Linked DNA regions of Homo sapiens: all the other regions are linked to region 1. The links are chromatin loops, found by intact Hi-C in ENCODE. Cell type or tissue: IMR-90. All regions are shown on one strand. Region 1 has its middle 99 kb from the start of TBC1D5. Region 2 overlaps TBC1D5 (TBC1 domain family member 5). Region 3 overlaps TBC1D5 (TBC1 domain family member 5).

Region 1 (8,000 bases):
GAAGACCCAGCCAAGCCACACCCAGATTTCCCACGCACAGAAACTTGTGAAATAATAAAATATGTGTTCAGTCACGACATTGTAGGGTAATTTATTATGCAGCACAAGGCTATAATCACAGGGTTGTAATCGAGGAATTAGCCAGGACTGCAGTCATCTCAAGGCTCCACTTCCTTGAGTGGGGAACTTGAGCACTTCTAAGTTCATTCACCAGGTTATTGGTAGAATTCAGCTCTTTAAAGGTTATTGAACTGAAAACTCAGTTTCTTGCTGACTGTTGGCCAGGGGGAACCCTCAGTCCTTTTACCACGTGAGCCTCTCTGTAGGACAATCCACAGCATGGAATTCATCTTCCTTGACAGTGAACAAGTGAGAGTGCGAAAGAGGTTGAGCAACACAGAAACCAGGGTCTTTTTGTAACCTAATCTCAAAAGTATTATCACATCCCATCACTTTTGCCAAGTAACTAGGTCCAGCCCACACAATGGGAGAGGATTATACAAAGGCATGAACACCAAGAGGCAAGGATCATTGGAGGCCATCTTTGAAGCTGCCTACCACACCATCTCTATGACTCCTCACCCATCCTTCTCCAGGGCCTCACCAGGCCTTGAGGATTCTCTTGGTTCCACCTCCTCCCTGTACACTGTGCTTATCTGTACACAGCCTTTGTAACTCATGCTTGAACTCTAGCAAAGCCTCCTAATGAGCCTACCTACCTCTTTCTGTTCTCCTAGCTGATACCCAGAAAACTGGTTGATATTTCTAATCACATTGTATTATGTCATTTTCCTATTCAAAAATGCCCACTGGCTCCCAAGTTCCTCTTCTATTTCTCAATCTAATGGTGTTAGGTCATTTTTGCATTGCTATTAAGAAATACCTAAAGGCCGGGCATGGTGGCTCACACCTGTAATCCCAGCATTTTGGGAGGCCGAGGCGGGCAGATCACCTGAGGTTGGGAGTTCAAGACCAGCCTGGCCAATGTGGTGAAACCCTATCTCTGCTACAAATACAAAAGTAGCTGGGCGTGGTGGCGCATGTCTGTAATTCCATCTACTTTGGAGGCTGAGGCAGCAGAATGGCGTGAACTTGGGAGGCGGAGCTTGCAGTGAGCTGAGATTGCGCTGCTGCACTCCAGCCTGGGCAACAGAGCAAGGATCCATCTCAAAAAAAAAAAAAAAAAGAAAGAAAGAAAGAAAAAGAAAAACCTAAAGACTGGGTAATTTATAAAGAAAAGAAATAATAGAATTGGTTCATGATTCTGCAGGCTATGCAAGCATGACACCAACATCTGCTTCTGGTGAGGACCTCAAGAAGCTTCCACTCATGGCAGAAGGCAAAGAGGGAGCAGGTACATCACATGACAAGAGCAAGAGCAAGAGAGAGAGAAGGGAGCAGTCCCAGATTCTTAAACAACCAGATCTCACATGAACTAACTGACCAAAAACTCATTTATCACCAAGGGAATGGTGCTTAACCATTCATGAGGGATCTGCTCCTATGATCCTATCATCTCCCACCAGACCCCACCTCCAACACTGGGAATCACATTTCAACATAAGATTTGGAGGGGAAAACATCCAAACCATATCAAACTCAATGTACTTTTGCTACAGTACTTATCTTACCACTCCCCTCCAGCCAAACAGGTATACCCACTGTCCCTCAGTCATAGCTAGTTGATGCACCTTTCCATGGCTTTGCTCACGATGTTTCTACCTGGAATATTCTCCCCTGTCACTCCACCTATCAGAATTCTCCCCAGTTGTTATGACCTAACAAGTCCTGTCTCCTTCCTAAAATTTATGATTCAGTGTCCTGGGTATAGCGGTCCTGGGTATAGCTGATAGCTTTGTTTGATTACTCTGGGCCCAAATGTCCTCTTCCTCCTACTGATCCTTTTTTTTTTTTTTTTTTTTTTTTTGAGACGGAGTCTTGCTCTATGACCCAGGCTGGAGTGCAGTGGCTCGATCTCAGCTCACTGCAACCTCTGCCTCCCGGGTTCAAGCAAATCTCCTGCCTCAGCCTCCGGAGTAGCTGGGACTACTGGTGCCTGCCACCATGCCCTGCTAATTTTTGTCTTTTTTTTTTTTTTTAGCAGAGACGTGATTTCACCATGTTGGCCAGGCTGGTCTTGAACTCCTGACCTCACATGAGCCACCCATCTCAGCCTCCCAAAGTGCTAGGATTACAGGCATGAGCCACCGTGCCCGGCCCCTACTGATTCTTTAACCACCCCCCTACTCCTCAAATCTCTGATATGACACTTACCATAAACTATCATATATCATCTCACATCATAGTTTGCAGTACTAATTTTAAAAATAATGTCATCAATATATGCATATTGAGAGAAGGAATAAAGCAAGTTTAGAGTGAAGGTCCACACTGAGATGTCTAGTTTGGGGAGAGTAGAATCTACCATAAATCTTGACCATAGTCATTGTATATTCTAGAGCTGTCCTACTAACCTTTCCAGGGTTCCATTTCTTATTATCCTGTCTTCAGTGACTCATCATTATTAGCGCAATGAAAGTACTACAATGTACATTATAAGCATGGAATTCTTAGGCTTCTCAGACACTATTTCTTAGCTTAATGTAGAATGTAGTGGAAAGAGAGCTCCTTTTGAAGTTTAAAAATAGGGAGGGGTAGGGGAGATTCTAATCCCACCATGCTTCTCTGAGACACAAGAGAAAGATGTAAGAATGGCCATGAATACAGGTATGTGTGTGGGTGTACAGTTGTGGCACATGGTAAAGTTGCTGATGGCCTACATATTCTCTGTGATATATATACACTACACAAGGAGTCATATAAGAATGAAATAAGAGCTCAAGAAAAGGGGGAATATTTTTGATAAATTGAATTGGTAAGTAATTAGAGAAATATTCAAAGGCTGAAGTTTCGATCACATACTAACAGACAACAAAAATTAATAATTACTGATCTCCTAAGTACCTTAGATTATGTTATTCTATCTAATCATCACAACAACACATTTTACAAAAGAGAAGATGAAGGCCCAGGGAGGTTAAGTAATTTGCCAAAAGTCACACAACCAGATTACAACTCCGCCCTGGATGATTCCAAATCCGATGCAACCCCATCTTTGGGGCATTCAACCTGGGAGATATGGCCTTGCTCATGTTTAGGAGACATTATACTACTTTGAATTGTTATCATTGGATGTAAGGCAGCCTATGTCACTCTCCCTAAAATGATTCTATGATCTTTTAGCAGCTATGCCAATCCAATCTGTGCTGGTAGGAAAATCATCCTTCTATACATCTCCAAATGAAATGAAGTGCAGATTAGCCAAACCACCAAGAAAATTTAATTGTAAAGGGAGGTATGGGTGGTAGGATTTGATGGAATCATTCCATACCAGGTGTTCTAATGTCACATTCTTCATTATCTTGAAGAAAAAGCCTTCAAATAGATTCCTTTTTTCTTACAGGTTGCCTTCAGACCCTGAAAGAGATTTTCAGGAGAAATTTCAGTATTCTATATCAAAAAAAAAAAAAAAAAAACATGTTTTCTGGAAATGCAAGAGAATATAAGGAACAGCTTCATCTCAAAATTTGCAAAGCTTGCCTCAAAGCCATCTCAAGGTAACTGCTTAATTGGTGCTCTTCTTGGGCTTTCTAGAACATCCATTAAAAGAATGTCCAATGATAGTGTCTAACTCATGTATATATTGACAGTAGCCAAGCCCACCTCTCTGACAAAGCTGAGGGTCCAAAGTCAGGATAATGCTGAAACTGCACCAATCAAGGACTGGGAAGCGTGGGCTGGGGAACCGTGAGTGCGGTCTGTGGACAGACGGGGGCAGCAGAGAGCTGTTGGAGAGGTGCGCATCAGGCAGCTTCCTAGGGGGCGAGTGTTTCTGGTCAACTTGGAGACATTGACAGAAAGACCCAGCTCCAGCGTCAGTAACACAGCTGAGGGATTAGCCCTGCTGAGCTGTCTGTCTGGAATCCACAAACAGAACCTACCATTTTCCACACCGTGGTCAGAAACTTTTATAAACCTGCTCCCCGATATGTCATTCCCCTGCTAAAAAGGCTAATCAATGGCTCCCCATTGCTTGAAACACTTTTTCAAGCTTTGATGCGCATCAGCATTACTTGGAGGGCTTGGTAAAACACAGCTCATTGGGCTCACTCCCGGAGTTTCTGATAGATTAGGTCTTGGGTGGTCCTGAGACTTTGCACTTCTGACATTCCTGGGTGTTGGTGATGCTGCCAGTTCCCACTGGTCCAGAAACCACACCTGGCAATCCACTAGCTTAGGTCATATTTAAGCTGCCCACTCTCGTCCTCTCCAGCTTCTCTTCTAGGCACTCACTCCCACGGGCATCCCCCACTCCCTCACACCCTCTGCTCCACCTGTGAACTTCCTTCAGCCCCGCAAGGGAGTTGTGTTTCCCTGCGCCTCTCGGCCTATTCACATGTGCTCTCTCTGCTGATACACTCTTCCTCCATCTCTTCATCTGGCCAATGATTACTTATCTTTAGGTCCCAAGTAAGAAGCCTCCCTCCTCTGAACTCTCATCATGCCCTGTACCTCTCACCTCACACTGTGTTGTAAATGACCCTTGTGTGTCTGTGTCCCAGCTAGTATCAGCCTGGGGAGCAGGGGCTGACACACATCTATACCTTTGGAAATTCAGTCGCTAGGCTCATCTGGATTCTTGACTGTGCACAATAACCATGTTACATTTCTCTGCTTGCCTCCCTCTTCCGCTCTCAAAGACTATTTCAAACCATCTTCATTTTCCTCAAATCTCTAACCTTCACGCCTACTCTATCACACTCAACAGATGGCCTTGCCTACTCCTTCACAGAGAAAATAGAAGCCACCAGACAGAAACCTCTCAACTTCCCGCACCAAACCTACAAACCCACCAGCATCTGCACCCACCCCATCCCCCTGACCTCCTGTTACAATAGAGGAGCTGCCTGTACTTTCTATGGCTGTCTGAAGCCAAACCCTCCAGCTCTGCTATGGTTTCCTCCTCCTGCTTCCTCAAAAACTCCCACCATCAACACACCCTCTTCACGGTAGCTTCTACTTCTTTCTCTTCCCTGATTTTCTCCATCATTTTTAAAACATGTGCAACTCTCTCTTCTATAAATAACCACCCCCCTTAGGCCCTATGTCACCCTGTAACTATCCTCTTTTTTCTACTTTGCTACTGCACAGCCAAATATGTTTAACCTCATGATTTCCATTTTCTTATTTCCTACTCTCTCCACAAGCCACTTTTCCTCAAAAACTATTCTCACAAGGGTCAACAAACACCCTTCTATAGCCAAGTCAAATAGACACCTTTCAGTTCCCATTCTGTTTGACGTAGTTGACCCCCTCCTACATCTGGACGCTCCCTCTTTCCTTACCTTCTGTGACATCCCAGCCTCGTCCATCTGGCCATTCTTCCTTTAAGGCCTGGTCCTCCTAGGACTTATAAATGCTGGTGGTTTGTGGGGCTCAATCCTAGACCTTCTTGTCTAAAGTCAGCCTGGATAACTGTATCCATTTCCTTCAGTTCAGTTACTATACGCTTACCAAGCAATCCCTTTATTGGAGAGGTCTGTCTCTTGCTCTCTGCTGTCCATGTTTACATGACCAACCGCCCAATCTATGTATTTTCTTTGACATCCCACAGGTCCCTCATACTCCACTGAACTTAAGATCTTCCCCCAAAACTGCTGCTTCTAGTTGCTCTTTATTGAAGCAAATTGCCTCAGAGGATACATCCTTGACACTTCCCTCTGTCTCCTGCCCCATATCTCACCAAGTCCCAATACTTTAGTTTCACCAGCCTCTCTCCATGTCTTCCCATACCATAACCCAAGCCACCATTCCATCTCTCCCAGACTGCGGCTACAACCACCGGCCTCCTTGCAGCATCTCTGGCACCCTCCAATCCATTCCTCCCTCCTTATGCTAGAGGAATCTTTCCTTAAAAAACAACTCACTTCCCATTCTTGCTTAAACCCCTCAGTGGCTGTCCAATACCCCTGGGATAAAGTTCAGTCTTGTCTTGCCCCCTCACCCACACTGGTCTTCTTTCAGCACCTTCAAAGCACCAAGCCCTCAGCCATCAGGGTATTTACACATGCTCTTCTCTCTCCTATAACGTTTGCCCTCACCTTCTTGTTTGGCAACCCTCACCCATCCTTCAGGGCTCAGCTTCAGATTTTCTGGGGGAAATTTCACTGACCCTCTGACGCTCATCACAATTGTGGCTAATTAATTACTTGAAAATTTGTTTTATGTCTTTCTCCCCCTCTAAGCATCATACAGGCAAAGAGCAGATCTTCACCTGAGCCCCAGAAGTCAGGGCTGCAGTGAGCCACGATCATGCCACTTCACTCCAGCCTGGGCAACAGAGTGAGACCCTGTCTCAAAAAAAAAAAGATTGGATCTTTCTCCTCATTCTCCACTCTCTGTCATATCTCCACTACGTTTCACAATGCCTGGCTTGTAGGTAGCTGATGACGAATCTTTGTTGAAAAAATGAAGAACAATTGAAAGAAAAAAGATACCATAATTTGAGATTTGACATTTCTTAGACTGGTTAATAACATCATAACTAATATTTCTCTAATGCTTTCTATTTGTCTTGCACTGTCTCAAGTGTATTACATTATCACAAAAATCCTGTGAGGTATGATATTATTATTATCCCCATTCTACAGTAGAGGAAACTGAGGCACAGAGAGTTTACAAATTTTGCCCAAGACACAGACAGAGATAGTAAGTAATAAACTGGGATATAAGTCAAAATAGTTTGATCTACCTACTGTGTCCTTAAACACTGTGATATACTATCTCCAAGATCTCTTTAGTATGTGCAAGGAAGACAGCTGTAGGTGTTGGGCTGTGTGTATTATTAAGGTTGCTGTTACAGAGAAAAGAAGACCAAAAAAAAAAAAAAAAAACCCAAACCTCAACACATTAATGGTTCTCAAAATTTAATGTGCATCACAATCACCTACAGAGATTATTAAAGCTCACATTATGGGACCCCACCACCAGACTCAGTAGCTGCGAGGGGTGAAGCCCAATAATTTTTATTTCTAACAGGCTACCCAATGATGCTGATGCTGTCAGTCCAGAGACCACACTTTGAGGAGCACTGCAATAAATAGATAAAGGATTTCCACAAGTTTTTTCAATCTTTAAAAATACAAAATACACTTCCCCTGAAATCTGCCCTTCTATAATAATTAAATAGAAAGGAGAAAGCGCTCAAGAGAAAATTTTAAAATGCAAACAAAATTGAATAGGGTTAAAGTGATGTTTCAGGTTCCTCATCCACTGGACTCTCCTCTTTTTATCCTTCAGCCCTCTTTACCCACATGCTGTGGTATGCACCTCCTTTTGAAGAGATAAAAGTATTTGCCTCTCACAGGTGTGTTACCTAGCTTATCTTGGTTAATGCTCACGACAAGTCTGTAAGATCGCTATTATTATGCCCATGTTAGAGATGAAAAAACTGGGACTCCAAGAAAAAAGTTAAATCACTAACCTCCTAACATCCAAAAGATAGAAAGTGGCTGAGCTGCGGCTCAAATTTAAGTTGATGTGACTCCAAATTCCTTATCTTTTCCATTAATTGACACTGCCCTTCATATTCTCATCTACCTTTTTAGTTCTGCTAAACATGCAAATAACAAAAAGCAATTTCTCCCACACTCATATAGAAAATGTCAACTGAAAAACACAGATCTAAATTCATCTCTCCCAAACAATATGCTTTTAATGTCTCTTTTTTTGTTTACTTTTCCTTGGAAGCTGATTGTTATTCATTTCAAATGTAGAGTGAAAAAAACCTCAAGATCTTAAAGAATTATTAGAACCTCTCTAAGAAGCAGATAGCACCCCAAAACAACCACGGCATGGTTCGTCTTTCTCCAACCACCTGACGGTACTGAATTTTATCGCCTTCCTGGCATGGCTGAAGAAGCTTTTAAAATTCCACTGCA
Region 2 (8,000 bases), 430 kb after region 1:
TGGCGATTCCTCAGGGATCTAGAACTAGAAATACCATTTGACCCAGCCATCCCATTACTGGGTATATACCCAAGGGACTATAAATCATGCTGCTATAAAGACACATGCACACGTATGTTTATTGCGGCACTATTCACAATGGCAAAGACTTGGAACCAACCCAAGTGTCCAACAGTGATAGACTGGATTAAGAAAATGTGGCACATATACACCATGGAATACTATGCAGCCATAAAAATGATGAGTTCATGTCCTTTGTAGGGACATGGATGAAATTGGCAATCATCATTCTCAGTAAACTATTCGCAAGAACAAAAAGCCAAACACCGCATATTCTCACTCATGGGTGGGAATTGAACAATGAGAACACATGGACACAGGAAGGGGAACATCACACTCTGGTTACTGTTGTGGGGTAGGGGGAGGGGGGAGGGATAGCATTAGGAGATATACCTAATGCTAAATGACGAGTTAATGGGTGCAGCACACCAGCATGGCACATGTATATATATGTAACTAACCTGCACATTGTGCACATGAACCCTAAAACTTAAAGTATAATAATAATTAAAAAATAATAAAAAATAAATGTCAAAAAAATCTTAAAGGTCTCTTGAACAGCATAGCTCAACTTTCGTAGATCTAGACACAAACTTCTCATGTATTTTGTTCAGTTCACAGTAATAAACTTACAATCTCCAAAATAACTACTATTGCCTTCTTACCCTTCCCCCCACCTTACCACAGGGAAGCAGTACTTAAAATACTTAATTGACTTTAAACAAAAGTTTATCCCATGGCCCATTTATCTTCATTTTAAATTGTCCCTTCCAGGTTTGTTTAGCCAGCCTGTTACTGAATATGATTATATTACGTTCGTGATCCAAATCTTGGGTCTAGTTCTTTCCAGCATTGACCATTTTGGGGTAACCAATAGAAATGACCCTGTCATCACTAAAGATTTGCCTTTCTAACTTTCAGGTATGTGTGTGAAAAAAGGAATGTGGGTGGAGGCAGGGGAAGGGAGTGATAGAAACAGAAACCACAGGGAGAGTCAATGAGATAGACACGGGAAAGAAAAAGAAAAGATTATATCCATATCTAATAGTCTTATTGGTAGCACCATTTATTTAGAATAATTATATGCCATGTTACCTCTCTTATGGAATTAAGTTGACTTATTTAACCACATGTATTATTTAACTTTTAATGTTTGTTTGCTTTCCCCAGTTATATATGAGTATGCATCACTTGTATATTTATAGCCCTTGAAACGTTATAGTTGTTACTTTAAAAATTGAATGTGTATTATGAGTGAATTGTTGCCATCCTTAACATTTTAAGCTTCCCTGTCCAATATGGGAACTACTGGCAATATGAAGCTATTTAAATTTGGATTTCAATTAATTAAAATACAATATGTAGTTCTTCAGCTGCAACTAGCCATGTTTTAACTGCTTAGTAACTATGTATGGTCAGTGCTTACCATATTGGGGAGTCAGATGTAGAACATTTCTGTCATCTCGGAAAGTTTACTTGCTTAGTGCTCATCTAGAGGTTGTAAAGTGAACGATGGATTCAGTTAAAATATAATTGATTTTAATATTTCTTAGAGAAAGTATTTAAGCACACATGTATTTCTGTTTGGTAATACCCTGTTAGTCAACACACTATTGGAAAACATGCTTTAAGTCATAGGATTGACTTTTAATTAGGACATCAGGTTTCGCTAAATAAATGTCTATTTATAAATAACTGGAAAGTAATTTATTCTCTATTCTACCAGCCTTTCCTTTACAGTATTGGCTTATATTTGCAGACTGTGAGGCAAATTCTTTATCATGTTATAGAATGTTAGATATCAAGCCCTTGCCAGTTATTGCAAATATCAAAGTAAATGAGGTGAGGTGAGGGTGGGAAGAAGGTAGGAAAGGTCTGCAGGGAGAGGATTTTTTCCTTATTAATTATAGAGGAAGCATGAGTAAACCATGGAATATAAAATATACTTACTCCAGACAACTTCACAGAGATTGCTGGTATAGGATCCTTTTCTCACTTCATTTCTAAATGCCAGTCCTTTATTATTAATCTAATTATGTTTATCATATATTTAAATTATTAATACAATTAAAAGTGAAAAGCTTGTTATAAAATCAAAAAGTTTGTGATACTGCTTTTCTTGGTTTCCTTTTTTAAAGTATGATTATTGAGTTTACCTACTTTAATATGACCCTGGATTTGGAAGCTCTTACACACTGTATTTTTAAGAAAATAATGCCTGTGTTTTTTTGTTTGTTTGTTTTTGTTTTGTTTTTTCCTTTAAAGAAGAGAGTATTCCAGCCCTTTGGGAGGCTGAGGCAGGCAGATCATGAGGTCAGGAGATCGAGACCATCCTGGCTAACACAGTGAAACCCCGTCTCTACTAAAAAAGTACAAAAAATTTCGCCGGGCGTGGTGGTGGGTGCCTGTAGTCCCAGCTACCTGGGGAGGCTGAGGCAGGAGAATGGTTTGAACCCCAGAGGCGGAGCTTGCAGTGAGCAGAGATAGCGCCACTGCACTCCAGCCAGGGCGATAGAGTGAGACTCTGTCTCAAAAAATATATAAATAAATAATAAAAAGGAGAGTATTATATTTGACAGTCCCTAACTAACTGTTTTAACTCAGTTCTTTGTGTTCCTGTGAAAACTAAGGTGAAGGCTCAAGGTTTCTCAATTTAAAGTTCAGTTCAAACCTGAATCAAAACATGACCGTAATTTTAACAAACCTCTAGGCAATGAACTATTCTTTACCTGTATTTCAGTGGAGCCTTATCATATGATAACATGTTTCACCTAGACATATGAAAAAATACATTTTAAGCTTGTGTGTAATTGTGCATTCTGTTTTTTTATATATATTTATGTATAAGAGATATGCCCTGATGTTTCATTATGGAGGAGAAAAAAGCTTTAAATAAAAGTAAGTTTTAGAAAATTCGTGGTACAGGAAGCAAAAAAGCCAGTACAGTTTGTAATTGCCTTTTAGAGACTCGTGAGTTCCCTCATTACCTGTGATTTAAGCTAAAAATGAGGTAATTATAGATAACATCAGTGTTTATCTGGTTGATCTTGGCACCTGCAGTCCTAATGTTGTAGCTTACCCATATCTGGTGCCACACTTTACAGTCTTATGCTGACATACCTAATTTACACTTTTCATATTTCCATTGATTTTAAGTTAGATGTTACTTGTTCTATTTGAATAGTATTTTCAAAATCATACCTTTAAAATGGCCTAAAAGTATATACTCTTAAATGTAATACTGGAATTATGGTACAGTGCTTGGCATTGATTGAAATCTTTCACTAATGTATTTTGATATAGATTAGAAACAGATTCAAAAATTTACTGGCTCCTTTTTGATAAAATAAATGGATCATACTAAATATGGCAATTTTTAAAAATATTGGCATGTACTTTAGGATTATGAAATTGTATAAATCTTTTTGAATCAAGTTCAGCTTTCTTACCTTTTACTACCTCAGCTTCAGATATTCTACCCATCTAACCCTGATCTAATCCTACTTAAATCCTGCTTCATCCTGCTGTAGCCACTTTGTTCTATTATCTTACTACTTAGAATTGCAATGAAATGATCTGGTTGACTGGCTGACCTTGTAAACTCCATGATCATCTCTGAGAGCTGTCTGCTGCACTTCCCTATCACTATACCTCCCAGAGAGCTAAAAGCAACTTTCTACCTTATCTCTTTTTTCTTCCACTGTCTGTGACTTTTGGCTTTCCCCAAGGTGAGAATCCCTTCTCTTAACCACTCAGCAATTTCATTGTCAGTAGAAGCCTAAGTAGCTCCTCTTAACCAATGATTAGAGATCTTCAGTCTTAAACTGTATGTAGGCCCTGAACTCTTTGCTATTATTGTAGTCATTTGGATTTCTTAAGTTAGCCCACAAACACATTGTTTCCTTTCCATGTTAAGCTTAAAAATGGGATAGAAACCATCATATAAACCTATACAGTGTAAAATTAGTGTTTTCCATAGTGTATCACCATTTGGGACAATGATTCAGAAGCCTTCTAGTCATAAATTAGCACATAATTTAGTAATTTATTAGTCATCATGTAGGTTATAAAGGTATTTCAACTATTAAATTTAGAAGATATTAACAAATTTAGAAGGTACTAGTTTCACACCAATGTTATGAGCATATCTTGGGAAACTACTATTTAATTATATGTTAAAATATATAATTACAAATAGATAATCTCATTATAATCATCAGCTGTATTTATCCACTACATATTCTGATTGCTTTCCATGTCAAAATAGCCATTGCAGGAAGCTTAACTACCCAAATAGGTCTTAGAGGGAAGGTATCAATTCCTGCTGCAGAAGTTGACTTTATTTTTTGAGAAATAATTGCATCAATCATGGCCTACATATTTAATAAGTTACAGTGTTGTTTCCTGAGGAGCACACCAGTAAGCTCAGAGTCCTTCTCAGCATGGTGCTTCCAAGGCAGCCAGTACTGATCTATTAACATTGGCCTGAGAAATGAAACCTACTCATCTTCACCTTTCCCTGCTTAGATGCTGATTGTTTTCAGGGACCAAGTATCTGCAAGATAGAGTAATTGCCACTAGGTGGCACTAATGCTTTGTTAAGGAAATCTTCAAGGTCCAGGTGGCTAATCCATTCCATTTAAGGTTTTGCACACCTAAACACCCAGGTTCTTAACTACTCACAGGGACTGTTGTTAACTTATCTTCTCAGTCCAACTAGTAAAAAGTTATCTGCATGTCCATGGGCTTGATATTCAAAAACTAAAAATCTGAGGAAGAAAACAAGGGTATATTTCTATATTGCCTTGTTGCCAGAGGTCATTTTTGCTCTTGGTGTCTGGAGAATCATGTTTCCCTTTAGTGGTTACTTCCATGTTATTCCAGAAAGATGTCTTTCCTATTTCTCATTTCTTTATTCTCTTGACAAGTTATTCAATTTTTCTGAACCTTACTTTCCTCATTCATAAAGAGGGGTTAAAAATATATACCCTAAGTGATTTACCTAAAATATTATATCATAAGTGGGTCTTTTAAAAGCATTTCGATGGCATTATTGTCAGATTTTTGCTTTTCAGGCACATTGTAAGTATATTTTTTTATGTAAGAATAAGTTTAGCAACTACTTTTTTTTAAATTAAACTGAAATATTTCACCACTGACACCTCAATATTTTCTATTGTTAATCATGTCTTCCTCCAACTTCAGGAGCAGGCCTACCATTCATATTTGTGATTGTAAAAAAACCTTCATTTTGATCCTTCTCCCCTAGAAGGGCTAAACCTTTCAGCAGTTTACCCTCTGGAATCTGTTTAATGTTTGATTCTCAGTTCTTTGCAGTAGTATTTCAGTGGCTATGGTGCTACTGTTATTTTATATCCTAAGTTTTAATTTTGAAGTATCAAACCATTTCTTTCCCCTCTGTACTACCAGAGGGCTTTGCAGTAATCATTTCTACTCAATTCTTTGCAGTAGTATTTCAGTGGCTATGGTGCTACTGTTATTTTATATCCTAAGTTTTAATTTTGAAGTATCAAACCATTTCTTTCCCCTCTGTACTACCAGAGTGCTTTGCAGTAATCATTTTATTATTGGTTTACACATCCATCTGTCCACTCTTTAACTTTGTATGTTTTAAAAAATATGCCTGTGAGTGCTAAGCACATAGTAGGCGCTTAATAAATGTTTATATTTACTCTGTGTTACAGTTTATTGATGAAACACTATTCAATAGAAATGAAAGACAATTAATATATTATTATGTGGCCTTTATGCTCCTCTGTTGTTAGAGCCGTTCATCAGTTTGAGATGTTATGCCTTAATTAGAACTGTAAGTACCCATGAATAAATTTAAATGATTGTAAATTTCAGAGATAATGTTTCCAATTCACATGCCTCAGTCTTCTTTTCCCTATACCAACACCGTAATCAAGGTACAGGGTCTTATTTAAGCTAACAAATAATTATCCTTCATTACATAAGTAGTATGTAACTTGACCTTAAAAGCCTGCTTAACTTGACAAGATGGCAATGAATCTAGCCACCAGCTGTGCCTGTACTTTTACAATTTCTTAGTACTTGTGAATAGGAGCTGATTTTGGAAAAGACTGGAGGAGTCATTGCTTCATACTTCCCTCTCTTATCTGGAATACTTTGTGTTTTCAGTCCACAGAACTGCATGGTGTCTCACAAATTGTGATTCCTTTTGGGTTCAAAACATTGCACATTTGAGATCTGTGCTTGTTGTTCACAGACTACAAGCTATTTAAATATATGTATGGTTTTTGAGATGTGTATACATACCCCACAGATATTGCGGATTCAGTTCCAAACAACTGCAGTAAAGCAACTATTGGAATAAAGTGAGTCACGTGATATTTTTTGTTTTCTAGTACATTTAAAAGTTATGATTACACTATACTGTCATCTATTAAGTATGCAATAGCATATATCTAAAAAATATATAAACCTTAATTAAAAATACCTTATTGCAAAAAAAAAAAATGCCAAGGATCATCTGAGCCTTCAGCAGTTCTTAATCTTTTTGCTGGTAGAGGGTCTTGCCTTGTTGTTGTGGCTTCCCACTAGTTAGGGTGGTGGTTGCTGAAGGTTGGGGGTAACTGTGGCAATTCCTTTAAAAAACACAACAGTGAAGTATGCCACATAGATTGACTCTTCTTTTCAATAAAGATTTCTCTGTAGCATGAGATTCTGTTTGGCAGCATCTTACCCAGAGTAGAACTTGTTTCAAAATTGGACTCAGTCTTCTCAAACCCTGCAGCTGCTTTCTCACTTAGTTTATTAAATATTCTAAATTCTTTGATATCATTTTAACAATATTCACAGCACCTTCACCAGCAGTAGATTCCATCTCAAGAAACTACTTTCTTTGTTGATTCATAAGAAGCAACTTCTAATTTAAGTTTTATATATATGAGATTATAGCAGTTAAGTCACATCTTCAGGTTCCACTTCTACTTCTAGTTTTCTTGTTATTTTTCCCCATCTAGTTACTTCTTCCACTGAAGTCTTGAAACCCCTCCAAGTCATCCATGAGGATTGGAATCACCTTTTAAAAACTCTTGTTCATGTTGCTATTCTGACTTTCCACCACGAATCTCTAATGTTCTTAACGACATCTAGAATGGTGAATCCTTACCAGAAGATTTTGAATTCACTTTGCCCAGATCTGTCAGAGAAATCACTATCATATGGCAGCTGTAGCCTATGAAATGTATTTCTTAAATAATAAAACTTGAAATTAGAAATGACTCCCCACTTCATGGGCCGCAGAATGGATGTTGTGTTAGCAGACATGGACACAACATTAATCTCTTTGTACATATCCATCAGAGCTCTTGGGTGATGAGGTGTATTGTCAGTGAACAATAATATTTTGAAAGGAATCTTTTTTCCTGAGCAATAGTTTCCAAAAATGGGCTTAAAATATTCTGTAAACCATGTTGCAAACAGATATGCTATCATCCAGGCTTTGTTATTCCATTTATACGGCACAAGGAGAGTAGATTTGGCATAATTCTTAAGGTCTCTAGGACTTTCAGAATGGTTAAAGATTGGCTTCAGTTTAGTCACCAGCTGCATTATCCTGTAACAAGAGAACAGCCTGTCCTTTGAAGCTCTGAAACCAGGCCTTGCCTTCTCGTCCCTAGCTATGAAAGTCCTAGATGGCATCCTCCTTCAATAGAAGGTTGTTATGTCTACATTGAATATCTATTGTTTATTGTAGCTACCTTCAGCAGTTATCTTGGCTTGATCTTCTGTGTAACTTACTGCAGCTTCTCAATCAGCACTTTCTGCTTCACTTTGCAATTTTATGTTATGGAGATGGCTTCTTTTCTTAAACTTCGTGAACCAACCTCTGCTACCTTCCAACTTTTCTTTGGCAGCTTCCTCACCTTTCTCAGCTTTCACAGAATTGAAGA
Region 3 (8,000 bases), 300 kb after region 1:
GTGCTGGGATTACAGGCGTGAGCCACAGCGCCTGCGCCATTCATTATTAAAACAACTATATTGAATGGGTGACTGAAGTTACAACTTGTTACATATTTGTTGAATTTTATAGTATGACTTTTGCAACTTTTAATAAAAATCATACTAAAGGCTTGTTTTCTTAATTGTTAATGTCTCCATTTTTATTCATATATTTATTATAGAGAAAACTCATTAAAATGAACAAGGACTCGTTTTTAGATATCTTTACTTTTAAATGTTTTATGACTAGTAGTAGTGTACATCACTGAACAGAAGAAATACCAATTCTCTGCACCATAGTACAAATAAGATATAGAAAAGAAATTGCCAATTGATAATTTATTTTATTTTATCTTATTTTTTTGAGATGGAGTGTCGCTCTCTTGCCCAGGCTGCAGTGCAATGGCGCAATCTTGGCTCACTGCGACCTCTGCCTCCCAGGTTCAAGTGATTCTGTTGCCTCAGCCTCCCAAGTAACTGGGATTACAGGCATGCGCCACCACACTCGGCTATATATTTTTTTGTATTTAGTAGAGACAGGTCTTCACCATGTTGGTCAGGCTGGTCTCTAACTCCTGACCTCAGGTGATCCACCTGCCTCCGCCTCCCAAAGTGCTGGGATTGCAGGCATGAGCCACCCTGCCTGGCCACCACTTGATAATTTAATAAAGATTGTTGGAAGTAGTTTAAAATTAATAACCAAGGTTTAACAAATTATTACTGTCTAAAATAATTTTCAATAGGTAAATTTAAAGGTATTTGGAGAGTGCTACCTCCTTAGGGGTACCTTACCTTATAATTTATACTTCAATGGGCTTCAAAAAGTAAGTATTTTAATTGTATGTTTTGTAGCTTAAGTAACACATATAATTCTTTATTATGTTAGCCCAGATGAATGAATGGCTTTATTATTATTTATTGTTATAATAATAATTTTCTTGTTTAGAGCTTTAATCATAAAGCAACTCTTTGTTACACGGAGGAATAAATTAATAGCAACATTCTCTACTCTTTTCCCTACCATGTTTATGTTTAGTACATTTTCTCCCCTCAACAGTAGCTACAAAGACTCTACAAAAGCATCTTTTGAAGACAAGTGTTGATTGGCAGATAATGATAGTATTTTTATTAACATTTGTCTTACTGTTCCTTTTGGGTAGAAGATGCACAAAGGTTTTTTTTTCCCCCGCCCTGTATTTTTCCTTTTATAATACAAAACTTTCTTGAGATAAAAACACTGTGGGATAGTTGCTGAATAACTTTGGAAGTATTTTCATAGAGAAGTGATTGCCATCAGGTATGCTTGTTTTCTACTGATATATGAATTTTGTTTGTTTGTTTGTTTGTTTTTGAGACCGAGTCTCGCTTTGTTGCCCATCCTTAGTGCAGTAGTGTGATCTTGGCTCATTGCAACCTCCGCCTCCTGGATTCAAGCTATTCTCCTGCCTCAGCCTCCAGAGTAGCTGGGACTACAGGCACGTGCCACCATGCCCGGCTGATTTTTTGCGTTTTTAATAGAGATGGGGTTTCACCATGTTAGCCTTGGATGGTCTCGATCTCCTGACCTTGTGATCCACCCACCTTGGCCTCCCAAAATGTTGGGATTACAGGCATGAGCCACCATGCCTGGCCTGCTATATGAAATTTTAACAACTTTGATTAGAATATGGCTTATACAGAGTACTATATGTTTTAGATCTTAGCCAACTTACATTTTAATCATTGTTTTATAAAATTTAAAAGAAGTAAAAGAAAAATCAGACAAGATTGTAAACTTGTCAGTCAAATTCCTTACATCTTATTCTGAGAAGAGTGAGGAAGTATAATTGAGATTTCATAGATGTCTCATTGCACATACTGCAATAAACAGAATTATATCATGAAATCAACTATCCTCATGTGCAGTGTGATCAGGATGTTACTATGGTAACATTTCCATTTGTGAATTTTTGTGTAGTTAGAATCTGTAGTCATCACATCATGCTACCATTGGCTTTTGATTTTTCATCTAAATAAATCACTGTGCTACCTGCATGCTATTAAGTGGCACCATGTATAGTACTTAACTATCATCTATACACTCTAGGCTAGGAAATCAAAAATAGGAAAAAGAAAGAAATGGGAACATTCTGCTAAATTACATTTTAAGACTGTCCTGATGTTGCTGGTAAAATTTTAAATGTTTCTTAAGAGAAGTAAAAGCATTGCTAGTTATTCTCTGAGATGCTTTAATTTTTATAAGTATATGATGATGAAATTGGTTAGGTATGGTAACAGTAGGAGGTAAGGAGGGCTTTAATTTGTCTTCTAAATGGGTGCTAAATAACCGAGACAGAAGTAATCACCCTTCTGAGACTGAGAAGATTCATTTTAAAACAGTCCCTTTTCATCGTAACCTTATTAAATATTTGATATTTATTGTTTTTAGATATTTAAAAGTTGTCCTGCATATTTCACTTCTCATTATAAAGTCAGATTCTAATATCTTACGTTAACTTGTATTACAATAGCCTACAATGTTCCCTTGTATCAATTACTGTATTCTAGTAAAGATTCCTACTGTTTTTGTTTTGTTTTGCTTTCTAAAGCCCCCTGCTGCTGTTGATTACACCTAGATCTGCTACTGATTGGAACTGTTAAAAGGCAAAGGTAGTGTGGCTGGTTGCTGAATCATTTAATTGTAGGACTAATAAGAGATGTTCTCTCTGGGACCTAACCAAAATTGTGACTCTAGAATGTTATGTATAAAGTAGCCAAGAAATATTATTTTGCACATTAATAATGTTTGAAGATGTGAAATTTATTTACTTGGAATGTAATAGAGGAATATCAGCAGACTCGTTGGATTTCTTTCTTTCTTTCTTTCTTTTTTTTTTTTTTTGAGATGGAGTCTCGCTCTTGTCAGCCAGGCTGTAGTACAGTGGCGCCATCTTGGCTCACTGCCACCTCTGCCTCCCAGATTCAAGAGATTCCCCTCGGGAGACTCAGGAGTCTCAGTCTCCTAAGTAGCTGGGAGTACAGGTTCATGCCGCCATGCCCGGTTATTTTTTTTTTTTGTATTTTAGTAGAGACGGGGTCTCACCGTGTTGCCCAGGTTGGTTTCAAACTCCTGAGCTCAGGCAATCCACCCGCCTCAGCCTCCCAAAGTGCTAGCATTACAGATGTGAGCCACCGTGCCTGGCTGCTATTACTTTTTATAAAGATAAAACAAATGGATAACTATATATGTAACAGTGTTAATTCAGTAATTGAGAGACTTGATAACAAAATGGTAAGAAATTCAAAGTTAAAATTTTTCATTTGTAATTGAGGCCATGTTTGTAAGTCCAGTGCGCAATATAAAATTAAGTTGTGTACAATATAAGCACCCTGTAAGTAGTTTACATATAATTTTGGAATCTTAGATAGGATTTCTATGATAGTGTTTCCATGATAGCTATGGGTTTTTTATGAGGCAGCTACAGATCAAGAATAACTATCAATTTGTACCCTCACTGCTTTAAAATTTGAGATAATTCTTTCTGTGCTGGACTTTGTAAGGAATTATATAAGAGGGTATGGTTATGCTCATGTATATTTAATAATTTATGATATTGTTACTCTTTTTGTTGATTATTATATTTAATTGCTAATTTTTTTAAAGACATTTCAGTTTGCTATGTACAAACTGCATCAGTGGTTTTAAGTAATTTGTTTGAGGTTATATACATCTATACCTTGAGTTGGGAAAAAGCTAGTTCCTTTAAGGTATTTATTGAAATATTTTGATCAGGTAAATTACATAAAAGGAAGGGTGACAAGAAGGGTGCTGTCAGCAATGTGCATGATGGTTTGGAGAAAGAAAGAAACCAGTTTGAAGGTTTGTGCTAAGGACTAGGAAGCAAATAATGAGTGATGTAATTGGCATAGTGGCAATAGAAATAAAGTAGGATTCAGTGTTTGTGTCTCTTATTTTTGTTGGTGACCCATTGAATGTTGTGTCAATGAACATTGAAAAAAACACCAAAATCTTATTAGTGGCTAATGAATATTCATGTTTTCTTATATAATAAGTCATTGGACTGTAAGTACCTTGAAGGCAAATGTTACTCATTTTTGTTGTCTCAGGACTTGATGCAGTATGTTGCTTATAGTCATCATTCCACCTTTGAAATGGAAAAAGAAAAGTAAATAAGAAAGGTTCTGTATTGGTTTGCTAGGACTGTCGTAACACGGTACCACAAACTTAGTGGCTTAAACAACAGAGTTTATGCTCTCACAGTTTTGGAAGCTGTAAGTCTGAGATCAGGTGTCAGCAAAGGTTGATTGCTTTTGAGGTCTGTTTGGCTTGTAAGTGGCAGTCTTCTCCCTGTGTCTTCACATGGTCATCCCTCTGTGCAAGTCCAAATCTCCCCATTTTATAAGGGAATAAGTTGTATTGGATTATGTTCCACCTTAATGACAATTTAACTTGGTTTTTGCTGTAAAGGCCCTATCTCTAAATAAAGTCACACACTGAGGTTACTGGGGGTTAGGGTTTCAATGTACGATTTTTTCGGTGTCATAATAGTGCTTTTTTTAAAAAATAAAAAAAAATCACAGCTTTTATTTATTTATTTATTATTTTTAAAAATTGATCCATAACAGCTCTGATTGGAGTTGATGTTATTTATAGGCCAAGAGCTAATGACATATACAATTAATTGTAAAATAAATATGCTCATTCTACAGTTAATGTCAGTATAGGGACCCATAGCTATTTGTCCCTTTGTAATTAATGCCACGTGATGTAGTTTTCACCTCAGATTAGTTTACTGTATCTAAACATATTAGCAGTTTGGCAGCTATTTGTTGTACTGGTTTCCATCTAGTGGTAGAAATAGGAGATAGGAGGCTACATTTGAAAAGAAAATAATATTATATTCCTTATCTTTCCTCCTCCTTTATTTCACCATGTTTGGAATAATCTAAATTATCTTCCACATCCACCATGCAGACATGCAGAGTTCTTAAGGTGCTTTTTTTTTTTTTTTTTCAGACGGAGTCTCACTTTGTCGCCCAGGTTGTAGTGCAGTGGCGCGATCTCGGCTCACTGCAACCTCCGCCTCGCGGGTTCAAGAGATTCTCCTGTCTCAGTCTCCTGAGTAGCTGGGATAACAGGCATGTGCTACCACACCCAGCCAATTTTTGTATATTTAGTAGAGATGGGGTTTCACCATGTTGGTCAGGCTGGTCTCAAACCCCTGACCTCGTGATCTGCCTGCTTTGGCCTCCCAGAGTGCCGGGATTACAAGCGTGAGCCAGTGCGCCCGGCCGAGTTCTTAAGTTTTCAGTAAACATGCATTCTTATCTAAATATTATTGATAATCAAATTATACTTGTAATACAGTGATAGGTGGGTTTTCATGTACAATTTTGAATAGATAGTCTTTTGTCTACAACAGTCGTTCTCAAAGTGTGGCCCCCGGTTCAGCACTTCAGCATTACCTGGGGAATTTTAAGAAAAGCAGATTTTCTGGGCCAGGTGCAGTGGCCCACATCTGTAATCCGAACACTTTGGGAGGCTGAGGTAGGCGGATCAGGAGGTCAAGAGATTGAGACCATCTTGGCCAACATGGTGAAACCCTGTCTTTACTAAAAAAATACAAAAATTAGCTGGGCATGGTGGTGCGTGCCTATAGTCTTAGCTACTCGGGAGGCTGAGGCAGGCGAATCGCTTGCACCTGGGAGGTGGAGGTTGCAGTGAGCCGAGATCGCGCCACTGCACTCCAGCCTGGAGACAGAGCAAGACTCTGTCTCAAAAAAAAAGAAAAAAAAAACAAACAACTTTTCAGGCCCCATTTAAGCTCTATTGAATCAGAAATTCTGAGGGTAGACTTCAGGAATCTGTTATTGTAAGAACTCCAGGTGATTCTGTTGTATACCAACATTTGATAACCACGGGACTGAATATAGGCATAATACCTAATTTTATTGCTTTAAATAATTATAGAAATATAGACTTATATATTTTTTCTTTCTTTTCTGTTTTGTTTTGTTTTGTTTTTTGAGATGGGGTCTTGCTTTGTCACCCAGGCTGGAAAGCAGTGGCACAAGCATGACTCACTGCAGCCTCAACCTCCTGGGCTCAATCAGTCCTCCCACCTTTGTCTCCCAAGTAGCTGGGACTGCAGGTGCACACCACCACACCTGGCTAATTTTTATTTTTTTATTTTTGTAGAGACAGGATCTCACCATGTTACCCAGGCTGGTTTCGAACTCCTGACCTCAAGCAATCCTCCCACCTTGGCCTCCCACGGTGCTGGGATTACAGGTGTGAGCCACGACTCTCAGCCTTTTCCTTTCTAATATTGTTTTGGTTATAATACTTGATCCTAAGACTTTGATTAGGAACGCCACCCCAAATTATAATGTTTACATTGAATTTATGGGAAATCATTAATCCCTGTTGTGTCTCTCTAGAAATGTTTTATGCATGTAGAGGCACATACAGCCAAGTCTTTCTGTATCAGTACTTCTCTCTCTCTATTCTTTCTTTTCTTCTCCTCTCCCCTCCCCTCCCTTCCATTCCTTTCCCTTCCGCTATATAGTAACTGTGCCATATATATCTACAGTAATTTATTTCACAAGTCCCCAGTTGATATAAATTAGGTTAGGTTCAGTGTTTTGCTGTGTTAAAAAATTCTATGTGTAATATTCTAGTACACATATATAATTTCACATATGAGCAAGTATGTTCAAGAAAAACGTTCCTAATAATACCAGTTTAAGTTCTAAATGTATATGTGTATGAACCTTGATATAAAAATCCTCAACAAAATAGTAACAAACCAAATGCAGCTGTATGTTAATAGGATTATACACCATCACCAAGTGGGATTTGTTCCTGGAATGCAAGGATGATTCATCTTATGGAAATTGATAAAAGTAATGTACCACAATAACAGAATGAAGGGAAAAAAGCACATGATCATCTCAATAGATGCAGAAAAAGCACTTGACAAAATTTAACAATATTTCTTAATAAAAACTCTCAATAAACTAAGAATAGATGGAAACTACTTCAGCCTAATAAAATTTATATTGTAGTTTCTCATTTGTGGTTTTGCTCTCTACAATTTAAGTTACCCTTGTTTAACTGCAATATGCAAATATTATATATGATAAGATATTTTGGCTGGGTGTGGTACTTTTAATCCCAGTGCTTTTGGGGGCCAAGGTGGGAGCATCACTTGAGGCTACAAGTTTGAGACCAGCCTGGACAACATAGCCAGACCCTGGCTCTATAAAACATTAAAACAATTTTTTTTGAGAGAGAGAATGAGAAAGATACCACATTCACATATCTTATTCTAATATGTTTTTATAATTTTTGTATTTTGTTTTATGTTACTTGAGACAAAGTCTTGCTCTGTTGCCCAGGCTGGAGTGCAGTGGTGCAATCTCAGCTCACTGCAACCTCTGCCTCCCAGGCTCAAGTGATCCTCCCTGCCTGAGCTTCCCAAGTAGCTGAGACTACAAGTGTGTGCCACTATGCCAGGCTAATTTAAAAAAAATTCTTATAGAGATGGGGTTTCACCTTGTTGCCCAGATTTCTCTTGAACTCCTGGGCTCAAGCAGTCTGGCCACTTTGGCCTCCCAAAGTGCTGGGATTACAGGCATGAGCTACCACCCTTGGTCATAATTGATGTATTTTATTGTTAATTTTTGTTCGTAATCTCTGACCTTGCCTAATTTATAAATTAAACTTTATAATAGGTGTGTACATATAGGAAAAACCATAGTGTGTGTAGGGTTTGGTTTTATCCATGATTTCAGTCATTCACTGTGGTCCTGGAATGTGAGAGGACTACTATATGTGAAAGACTTGGAGTGAACAACATACTCAATGGTGAAAGACTGAAAACTTTTTCTTTAAGACCAGGAACAATGGAAGGATGTCAGTTTTTGCTATTTCTGTTCAACATAGTAATGGATGTTCTAACCATAGCAGTTAGACA

The links. A loop is a pair of places that touch in the nucleus more often than their neighbours do. Peaks named below come from ENCODE experiments on the same cell type or tissue, not always from the same donor. Only the 100,000 strongest peaks of a DNase experiment are listed, where the experiment ranks them.
Region 2: it touches region 1 in a loop (7-fold over the local background); 5 of 110 quality-filtered maps call a loop at or near these places.
Region 3: it touches region 1 in a loop (4-fold over the local background); 10 of 110 quality-filtered maps call a loop at or near these places.

The regions. Positions count from the first base shown.
Region 1 is chr3:17,837,248-17,845,247 of GRCh38, reverse strand. No RefSeq gene overlaps it. Among named protein-coding and RNA genes, the nearest start is that of TBC1D5, 99 kb to the right of the region's middle. In IMR-90, a CTCF peak has its summit at 3,833 (motif pointing right); no DNase peak of the experiment used is centred here; H3K27me3 peaks cover 113 bases.
Region 2 is chr3:17,409,766-17,417,765 of GRCh38, reverse strand. All of the region lies in intron 4 of TBC1D5 (TBC1 domain family member 5), which reads left to right. Among named protein-coding and RNA genes, the nearest start is that of TBC1D5, 330 kb to the left of the region's middle. In IMR-90, a CTCF peak has its summit at 4,641 (motif pointing right); a DNase peak (open chromatin) is centred at 4,645.
Region 3 is chr3:17,541,686-17,549,685 of GRCh38, reverse strand. All of the region lies in intron 2 of TBC1D5 (TBC1 domain family member 5), which reads left to right. Among named protein-coding and RNA genes, the nearest start is that of TBC1D5, 200 kb to the left of the region's middle. RefSeq lists an enhancer at 2,058-2,921. In IMR-90, a CTCF peak has its summit at 4,863 (motif pointing left); no DNase peak of the experiment used is centred here.